Regions from separate parts of the Homo sapiens genome. Here region 2 is linked to region 1. The links are chromatin loops, found by intact Hi-C in ENCODE. Cell type or tissue: PC-3. All regions are shown on one strand. Each heading gives the region's core, and the rest is flanking DNA. Links, peaks and the distances in the headings are about the cores only. Region 1 has its middle 120 kb from the start of EVA1A-AS. Region 2 overlaps TACR1-AS1 (TACR1 antisense RNA 1).

What was found. Hi-C counts contacts between places; a loop is a spot of excess contacts. Peaks named below come from ENCODE experiments on the same cell type or tissue, not always from the same donor. Only the 100,000 strongest peaks of a DNase experiment are listed, where the experiment ranks them.
Region 2: it touches region 1 in a loop (3-fold over the local background); 2 of 110 quality-filtered maps call a loop at or near these places.

Annotation. Positions count from the first base shown.
Region 1 is chr2:75,401,692-75,407,081 of GRCh38, reverse strand. No RefSeq gene overlaps it. Among named protein-coding and RNA genes, the nearest start is that of EVA1A-AS, 120 kb to the left of the region's middle. RefSeq lists an enhancer at 3,027-3,086. In PC-3, for the core only: a CTCF peak has its summit at 2,938 (motif pointing right); a DNase peak (open chromatin) is centred at 2,951; H3K27me3 peaks cover 3,135 bases.
Region 2 is chr2:75,238,790-75,244,179 of GRCh38, reverse strand. The region is part of intron 2 of TACR1-AS1 (TACR1 antisense RNA 1); the gene reads right to left. All of the region lies in intron 1 of LOC107985900 (a long non-coding RNA gene), which reads left to right. Among named protein-coding and RNA genes, the nearest start is that of TACR1, 42 kb to the right of the region's middle. In PC-3, for the core only: a CTCF peak has its summit at 2,238 (motif pointing right); a DNase peak (open chromatin) is centred at 5,019; H3K4me3 peaks cover 1,104 bases; H3K27ac peaks cover 836 bases.

The DNA.
Region 1 (5,390 bases), core at 302-5,301:
AAACTTAAAAAATTAAACCTCTCACGTGTTTTTATAGTTAGCTGTATTTTGTTGAACTTATTTTATTGGTGCTATAGTCATCACAATATGTCTTGTCAACTGGCACCTTCCATTAGGGTCGGGAAGACTTAACAATTTCATGTCATTAGTTTATTTTGGGATGCAATTCAGTAGCTGAGATAGTGTGCTTTGATAAATAAGAAGTTTAGGTAATTTTAGAAAGTTCAGTAAGACATAAATTTTTTACCTAGTCTATGCTTCATGGGAAAATAAACTTCAGAAACATTCTCATTTACTTTCTATTTCTTTTTTGTTACACATATGTAGAATGTTCATCTACAGAGAGCTCTCTCTTATGTGCATTTAAATGTGGTTATAAATTTTTGTTTATTAATTTAATAAAAGAAAGAAAAATAGACAACGATGTGCAGAAGGAGACGGAGCATGGCACAGAGCCCTACAAATAGGCAAGATTTTTCTGCGCCCAGAGATAAGGAGCAAAGAGCCATCATACACTGAAAGCATGTTTCCCTGAGAATAATGAGCCATATAACTACTCTCATGTGATTTTCAAAACATAAATCTTCAGGATGCAAGGGCAGGTGGTGATGAATTACTGGAACAGAAAATAGTTGAAGGGAAAGGGCAGCAACATCAGTGTTATGCACATTTATGCAAATTCAACTTCTAAAATATGAAAGGGTTTTCTCTGTACTATGAAAGTGACTGAAATTAATGGGTGAGAAGCAGGGAGATTTTGTATGTCTGCTTAACTCTGCCTATAGAGTCCTTTTGAATGGATGCATACAACACAAAAGGCTGAGCCATCTTTCACAGGCTCCACACTATTGTGGGTTTCGGCTGACAGCCCAGATAGCAAGAGTCAAAAGGCAGATGTGTTTTGTGAAGACTTGAGTGGAATAAAAGAAAATAATGCCAGGCTCAGAAGAGAAACTTCGCATGGATGGAAATGGGTAAAAAATACTCAGAAAATAGAATTCTAGTGAGCGGTGGGAAACTTTAGTAACCTTGAAAACACTCAGAACTCTCCTGTAGTATGTAGAATGCCTTTAGAATCCTAGAGAAGTCAGAAAAGACCCCAAAAAGCTAGATTATATTAATATAGAAAATGTATTATGATAAAGATAAGAGCCTCCACATAAAGGTCAATGAAAGATTTTAAGTTCATCTCAAAGTATTTCATTTTGGCCTGGATTTACATTGACATAAAATCTCAGAGACTCATTCCAGCTTTTCTGGGGCCAAGATGATTATCTCCTCCTGCAGATCCCCCAATATAGTTAACTTTTCCGTGAGGTGAAGTGTGATATAAGCCTTCATAAGAGCCAGAAGCACACAGTAAGAGATACGGCAACTGACAGGGATATTCTGGAACACTTACTTAAAAAGTTTGAAAATACAAAAGGGAAATCTACATGCAGATAAGCATTCTAGTTTTTATTCTGCCTTCAGATGATGCCAAAATCCTTGGCAATACGTGGAAATGGGTGAGTGAAATTCTAATATTTTTCTGCTTGTTTATAGTTTATTACTTCTCATTTTAGTATTAATCACCTATAATTACACCATATGTTAACAATAACATGTGGAAAACTAAGGAAAGGGCAGATAGCCAAAGAAAAGCTATTTGAACCCAGAGGGAGATTTTCAGGAAAGAAAAGATAGTTCGGCAGTTAGAGCTTATAAGATATGTGTGCTCAAGAGAAAGAGCCATGACCCAGATAAGAAAAATAAAGAGTATGCCTTAGACTGGGGGAAAAAAAGAGAAAGAGCTTACATCTCAAATGAGAGAGAGAAAAAAAAGAGACAGAGAGAAGGAGATTTATGATGGATGGATGCTCTTTAGCTGTCTAGTACAGTAAAATTTTGCCATCAAATGTGACAACAGGAAGCTTCTAACAAATTGATATGTGATGCCTTAATGATATTTCTACCCAACCTGAATGGGTCACATAGCCTCTCTCTGGCTCGAAATTCTTTAATCTATCCTGGAGTATTTTGCAATTTCTTCTGCCTCCAGTTGTACTGCTTAGTCAGTGATAGGCAATCGTTTTGCATAGATCTTAACAATAGAACATCATAATAGAAAGTCACCTACTCATGCATACCATTCTTTCTTAGGTCCTATAAAGCATTTGGTTGTTGCTTTGTAAGAAAATATGGAAATGCAGTTGTCCTTAAAACAATGAGTATGTGCATTACTGATATAAAATTTATGCCCTGAGACACTATTTTCATACCTTTCTGTGTACTTAATAACATTTTGTTTCAGTGATTAATCAGTGTATTCAATTTGGGTACATTGCACATGTCAATTAAATTTAATGCATAGAGCATCAACAATGAGCATAATTCTTTTGAAGTGGTAACAATATGAACAGCTATGAGGAAGCTCCTGCATGCACAGGAGCTTTGGTTATTCGAGATCTTTGGTGGTTTCACACAAATTTTAGAATTGTTCTTTCTATTTTGTGAAGAATGTCACTAGTATTTTGATAGAGATTTTATTGAATCTGTAGTTAACTTTGAGCACTATGGTAATTTTCACGATATTAATTCTTTCAATCCATAAACGTGAATGTTGTTCCACTTTTTTGTGTCCACTTTAATTTTGTATTAGATTTATAATAACAACTATATCACAATACTGATAACAATTGTATGATTCCATTGATTAGAAGATGTAGTCTTATTTTAGAGATGTTAGTACGTGAATAAAAGTTTCAGAACCATTGCAGTATGGTAATGTGATGTATAAGATAGAGTGACGAACCCCATTTTATTATATCTTCATGTGTTCACACAGTCATGAGGAATTTGGGAAATTTACTCCACCGGGTTAAAAGAATTTTTGCCTGGGACCCTGATAGGCGTGATATACAGAGAAATTGTTGCAATTCTCAGGATAAACCAGTAGAGGGAGGAATTCTCCACAGTCAGGAGCACACTCAGCAAGCAAGAAGCAACATAACCTAATTTAGACCAACGAGTAGATGTTGTAGGGTCTATCTGTGGGAGTGTAAAGTATGACTACGGAGGCGGAGGTCGCAGTGAGCCGAGATCATGCCACTGCACTCCAGCCTGGGCAACAACAGGAAAGTCTGTCTCAAAAAATAAAAATTTTTTTTAAAAAGATGGGGTGACACTTGAGTACAGTGGTTCGCTAACTCAATATAACTAGTATCCTTAAAACGAGAACGCCATATGAAGAGAATAGACATGCATACAAAGAGAATACCATGCAAACATGAAGGCAGAGGTTGGGATGACGCATCTACAACCAAGGTACGCCAAAGAGCATCAGCAAATCACCAAAAGCTAGAAGAGAGGCACAGAACACATTCTCCCTCACACAGTTCAGAATGAACCAAACTTACTTACATGTTAAAATTATACTTCTAGCCTCCAGAACGGTAAGACAATAAATTTCTGTTGTTTTAAGCCACCCAGTTTGTGGTAGTTTGTTGTGGCAGCCCTAGGAAACTAATACACTCAGTAAGAGACAAAAAAGCAGGATCAGAAACAAAAAAAGCAAAATGAAATATAAATGAACAAAGTTTAAAAGATTACAGAAGAAATTTTCCTTTCTCCAATGTCAGAAATCAGTTAGGTCTAAGTGTGTGGAATTATTTCTGGGTTCTCTATTCTGTCTCATTGGCCTATGTGTCTATCTTTGTGCCAGTACAATGCTGCTTTGGTTACTATAGGTTTGTAGATATTTTGAGGTCAGGTAGTGTAATTTCTCCGGGTTTGTTCTTTCCCCACCCCCTCCCCCCGCTCAGGATTGCTTTGGTTATTCGAGATCTTTGGTGGTTTCATACAAATTTTAGAATTTTTCTTTCTATTTTGTGAAGAATGTCACTAGTATTTTGATGGAGATTTTATTGAATCTGTAGTTAACTTTGAGCACTATGGTAATTTTCACGATATTAATTCAATCCATAAACATGAATGTTGTTCCACTTTTTTGTGTCCATTTTAATTTTTTATTATATTTATAATTTTCATTGTACAGATCTTTGACATCCATGTTTATATTTATTCCTAAGTTTATATTTTTTGTGTGACTATTGTAAATGAGATGGGTTTCTTGATTTTTTCTTATTTTTTTGCTTTTATGATTTTTTAAATTGACACAGTACATTTACATATTTATGTGATATAGTGTGATATTTTGATACATGTATACAATGTGTAATGATTGAATCAGGGTAATTAGCATACCTATCACCTCAACCATTTATGGATGAGAACATTCAAAATCTGCTGGAGAGGATGTGGAGAGGATATGCTGGAAGAAAGGGAACCTGTGTGCTGTTTGTGGGAATGAAATTAGTATAGCCATTATGGAAAGCAGTATGGAGGTACCTCAAAGATCTAAAAATCTAAAAATGGTACTACTATAGGATCCAGCAATCCCACGACTGGGTGTATGTTCAAAGGGAAGGAAATCAGTATGTCAAGGGGATATCTGCACCCCCACGTTTATTTCAACACTTTTCAAAATGGCCAAGGTATGAAATAAACCAAAGTGTTTATCAACAGATTAACGAATAAAGAAAATGTGGCATATATACGCAATGTATTACTATTCAGCCTCGAAAAAGAATGAAATCCTGTGGCAATATGGGTGAGTCTGGAGGACATTATATTAAATAAAATAAGTCTGGCAAAGAAAGATAAATACCACATGTTCCCACTCATATGTGGAAGTGAAATAAGTTGATCTCATGGAAGTAGAGAATATAATAGTGTTAACTAGAAACTGAGAAGGGTAGTGGGGAGGAAGAGATAGCCAAAGGCTGGTTAACAGATGTAAAATTACAGCTAGGTAGGAGGAATTCTTTCTAGTGTCCTTTAGCACTGCAGGGCGGCTATGGTTAATAATAACTTATTCTATATTTTCAAATAGCTAGAAGAGCAGATTTTGAATGTTCCCAATACAAAGAAATGATAAATTTTAAGGTGATTTATATACTAATTACCCTGATTTGGTCATTATACATTGTATGTATGTATCAAAATATCACACTGTACCCCCATAAGCATGTAAAACTATTACATGCTAATTTTAAAAAGATTACAGAAAGAAGGAGAGGAATTAGGAAAAAATAATAGCAATAGATTGGAAATAAGAATGGAGGTCTTATGAGATTAAACCTATGCATAGTTAATGTTCTTCAAAAGAGAACAAAACAAATGTAACAAAAAAGAATTTGAAAGGTATCATTCAAGAAAATTTCCCAAAGATGTAAAAGGACCTGACAGGGTAAGTCTTAGATTGAGTAGACAAAACAGTGTATACAGAGATTTTCAGAACAATTAATATTAAGACATGTCCTACAAAATTTTGGGATCTCATAGATAAT
Region 2 (5,390 bases), core at 227-5,226, 160 kb after region 1:
GTGGGGTTTAAAATAAGTGAAGAAAAAAATATAATAGCACAAACGATAGAATGAATATGAATGAATAAATGAATATGAATGAATAATATTGTACCGTTGTAATGTCGTTACATTTTTGAAAGGGAAAGCAGAAAGTAAGAAGTATCCATGAAGTGTGAAGTCAGGTCTTACAATATTAACTCTAAGTAAACTTTGATAAATTAGGATACATGTTGTTAGTCCTAAAGCAACCCCTAAAAATAATAAAAGGAGTCATAGCAAGAAGCAAATAGAAGAAATTAAGTGGTATATTAAATTTTTTCAATTAACCCGAAAGAAGACAGAAAAGGGCAACCGAGGATCAAAGAAGATATGCAAGTAAAATAAGAATATCAGGAAGACACGAGTAAAAACCTCATTAAAAAATAATAGAGTACGAAAGGAAATTGAAATGAAAAACAAAAAAGAATTTCTGAAGGTAGAAAACATAACTTCAAATTACATAATTTTGTGGATGAATTAAAAGGGAATCTGCTCTGTTGAGACCTATCTAACATTGAGATGGGTCTCTTGAAGATAGCAAACTTGCCACTTAAAGATAGCAGTTTGCCACTCTGTCTTTTAAGTGGGCCGTTGAGACTATTTATATGCAGGGTTAGTATTGATATGTGAGATTTTGATCCTGCCATCTGTTGTTAGCTGGTTATTTTGCAGACGTGACCGTTTAGTTGCTTTATAGTGTCTGTGGGCTATGTATTTAACTGTGTTCTTGTGATAGCAGCTGTCTTTCTTTCGTTTTCATATTAGGTCTCCTTTAAGTACTTTTTTTTTTTTAAGACAGATTCTCCTCTGTCGCCCAGGCTGGAGTGCAGTGGCGTGATCAATCTTGGCTCACTGCAACCTCCGCCTCCTGGGTTCAAACGATTCTCCTGCCTCAGCCTCCTGAGTAACTGGGACTACAGGCGTGTGCCACCATGAGGCTAATTTTTTGTATTTTCTTTTTTTAGTAGAGATGGAGTTTCACTGTGTTAGCCAGGATGGTCTCAATCTCCTGAGCTCATGATCTGCCCGCCTCGGCCTCTCAAAGTGCTGGGATGACAGGCATGAGCCACCACACCTGGCCATAAGTAAAGCTGGTCTAGTTGTAATGAGTTCCCTCAGTGCTTGCTTGTCTGAAAAGGATTTTATTTTTTGTTTGCTTATGAAGCTTAATATGGCAGGGTAGTGAATTCTTGGTTGGAATTTCTTTTTCTTTAAGGATGCTGAAAATAGGCTTTCAACCTCTCCTGACTTATAAGGTTTTTGCTGATATGTCTGCTGCTGGCCTGATACATGAACTGACTCTTCTCTCTAGCTGCCTTTTAGATTATTTCATGTTGACCTCAGTGAATCTGACAAATATGTGCCTTGGGGATGGTGTTTTGAATGATACCTAGCAGGAGTTCTCTGTATTTCTTGAATTTTCATGTCAACCTCTCTAGCTTATTTAGGAAAATTTTCATGGACTATGTCTTTAAATATATTTTCCAAGTTGCTTACTCTCTCTCCTCTCAGGAATTCCAGTGAGTGGTAAGTTTGATGTCTTTACATAATCCCATATTTCTCAGAAGTTGTATGAATTTTTAAATCCTTTTTTTTCCCTTATTTTTATCTGACTGACTTGATATGAAGAACTTTTCTTCAAGCTCTGAGATTCCTCAGCTTGGTCTCATGCTGTTTCTCAGCTGCATGACACTGGTGTTGTGTCTGCATTTCCTTTGTTAGGTATTATGCTGTTAATACTTCCAATTGTATTATGAAATTCTTGTAATGCATTTTTTGGTTCCAGAAGTTCAGTTTGGTTCTTTCTTAAAATTACTATTTTATCTTTCAGCTCTTTGACTATTTTACTGGATTCCTTGGATTAGGTTTCAACTTTCTCCCTAAGCTTGATGAGATTCCTTGACATCCAGATTCTGAATTCTACATCTGTCATTTCAGTCATTTTAGTCTGTTTAAGAATCATTGCTTGGGAGCCAGTGGGTTTGTTTGGAGATAAGTGGACATTCTAGCTTTTTGAATTGTCAGAATTCTTGTGTTGATTCTTTCTCATCTGAAAGGACTTATGTTCCTTTAACTGTTGTGTAAGTTGAATATAGTCAATTGGCTTCATTTCTGGGTGCTTTCAGAGGGCCAAGACTCTGTATACTATCTTTATTTGCGGCTGGATTCTTGTCCTTGGTTTCAAAGTGACAGAATATTTTTGCAGTTGTAGTTTAGGCTGTGATTCAGTAGATGGCACTAAAGAATTATAGCCAGAAGATAAGTGCTTATCTGCAGGGCTTTATTGTATTTCCTCATATTTGCAGCTGTCCTCTGTGGTGGAGGAGGGAGAGCTGACTCCCTCACCGGGTCCATTTCTAGGCCTTGGGGGAGACCTCTCTGATCACTGGTGTTCTGTCTTTATTTCCTTTATTAGGTGTTCTGGGCCACGAGACTCCCTCAGGCAGAGGCTATGGCAGGGCGATAGGCCACATTCTTTCCAAACTGGCCCTGTGGAGGGAGGAACACCCTGCTCCCACACCAACCCATGAACCGATATGTCTTATCACCCCTTTCAGTGCTCTGAGTATGAGGACTCCTCCCCAGCTCCAGTACCAGCCACAGATCTCAGCTCAACACTCTCGAGCTCTGTACCACAACCCCAGGATACAGGGACCAGCCAGCAGCTTCATCCCCTGGACCCTTGGGTTGGGTTCCAGCTGTGCTGGGGGATCTGATGTGCTCCCAGGCCACTGGGAAACTACTTAGATGGAGCAAAGGATCCAGGCTAAGCAGCAGAGGCTGTGCTGTGTGCATACTCCTGCAGAATGGCCAGGCAGGGGTCCTGGGAAGGGCTGGCAGGCAGGTGGGTCTGCAGAAAAGATGCAACCCAGTCCCATTGGGAAGCACCAGCCCTGTTCTCTCCTGATCTGGTGGTCAGCTGGGGCTAGAGTTACTTGGAAGAAGATAGAGAGCCCTATGGGCGCCTATGGCTGTACTCCACTGCAGCTGCCCCAGGCACAAAAGCCCCTAGGCTCTGCTCCAGTTGAAGCCCTGTCTCTGCCTACTCTCAGGGAAGATTCCCCTGCCAATTCAAACATCCATGGGGCATGTGGGGTCCCCTATAGCTAAGATCACAGAGGGCCATGGTGAAAGTAAGCTGTCCCTCTGTTTCTCTACTCACTCCTTCCACATGATCCATTCAGGGCCATGAACTAGCCCTAGCATTCATGTATCCTGCACAGGGTTCCTAGCTTTTTCCCTCTTCACCCTCAGTGTCTGTATCACCTTTCCAATAGCTGTTGGTGTTTTCTCTCTGAAGGTCTGCTCAAAGTATGTGCAATACTTTGGTCTCTCTCAGTGGAAGCAGTGCTTCCTGGATGCATCTAGTGAGCCATTTTGTCCCCTCTGAAGACAACTGCCAATCTCTGCAGCATGAGCTGCTTCGTGCCCAGGAGCTCCAAGGTGCCACCAACCACAAGGGCTACAGCCATGCAGAGCATGAGCATGCAGGCCTAGGTGTCCAGGGTGGGAATGGGGCTCTGGCTTTTTCGAACAGTGGGCACAGGCATGCTGTTCCCACCATCAGCTCAGGCACTGGCAGGAGGAGGGTACCACTCAGGAGGCTGTGAGAGAAGGATCAACAATTTTTTTTTTTTTTGAGACGGAGTCTCGCTCTGTTGCCCAGGCTGGAGTACAGTGGCACTATCTCAGCTCACTGCTACCTCTGCCTCCTGAGTTCCAGCAATTCTCCCGTCTCAGCCCCCTGAGTGGCTGGGACTATAGGCGCCCGCCACCATGCCTCTCTCATTTTTGTATTTTTAGTAGAGATGGGGTTTTACCATATTAGTCAGGCTGGTCTCGAACTCCTGACCTTAGGTGATCTGCTGGCCTCAGACTCCCAAAGTGCTGGGATTACAGGCGTCAGCCACCACGCCCAGCGACAATTATATTCTTGAAGGGAGGAGGCAGTATTATAAACACAATAATTTTTCCAAATGAGTATTGTATTTAACGTAATTTTAATCAAACCTCCATGGGAGCTGGAATTTGACAAAATTAGTTTGAAATTTACCTAAAGAGAGAGAATAGTAAAGAATTTTTAATAGTAAGAATAATAAGGGTGGAGAGCATGCTCTGACACATGATAAAACAGATTTTAAAAGCTATGATACTCAAGACAGTATACTTTTGGCAACACTAAAATAAAATACAGATGTCTGAATTAAACAGAAAAGAAACTGTGAAAATGACCATGCAAGCCAATACCATGCATAACAATTTTAATAATCAATAGGAAAATTATAATCTTTCATAAATTTTTAAAAAATTATCCTGTGGTTAGTTACAAATGCATAGAAAAATGCGGAAAATGGCAAAACTAATGTTTATTTAGCACGCTGAAATTTTAGAAACATTGATAATTAAAGCGCTACATTTATCTGCAAAAAAACTCACCAAGAGTCATTTTAACATTGCTTACCTTCTTCTCATGGTATATCTTATGATAGGAAGCAAGCTTCACTTCTATATCTTGGCAACTTGTCATATTCCTTCTTAAGTTTGGATCCGTTTACATTATTTTACCCTTTGCACTTTCAATGCTGTAAAATGTCTCTGAGAATTCTTTTAATGCTGAGTTTATTCCTGGCAGCGCTTCCTCAAGGACATCTTCATTCTTTTCGTCAGAACCACTTTCCTTATTTACACCATTAAGTAGACTTTTACTAAGTTCCTTCTGGCTACTTATCTAGAATTTCTCCAATGACAGCAGTGTCAACATTTTTATGGTCATTTATTTCTTTTATAACTCCATTTATGTTCAATTCTACCTCTACTTCTAGTTTATCACTTTCTTTGTTGCGCTTTCAGTTTTGCTGGCGAATTTCTTCTTTTTATTATTCATCTTTTGTAAAACATCACGTATTTATCATTGTGAGACAAGGAGGGACTAAAACTTCACACTTTTCTGTGTGTACATAGACTGAATAACAGTTGCACAGTGACTAGTCATAGACAGAATTTAAAAGAATGTTGCTGATCATGGATGATGATGCACATTTTTTTTTAATGTAGTCATTTGTGGGCTGAAACTTGTACCTTATACAAGCACTCACGATATACCATGATAACTGAAATTTAATTATGTTGTTAGGAGACTGGTGTCATTTAATCAAACCATGGTAACTAAAATCCATGCATATCAGAACCATGTCAAGTGAGGAGTTTGTGTATGTGTGTGTGTGTGTGTGTGTGTGTGTGTGCGCGCAAGAGACTGCTATAATTCAGGGTCAAAAGAAAGGGAGGAATATTGTGTAAGAGATGCTGAGACAATTGATGTGTTACTTGAAATATGACAATGTTTATATCTGTCACACTATACTCAGAAT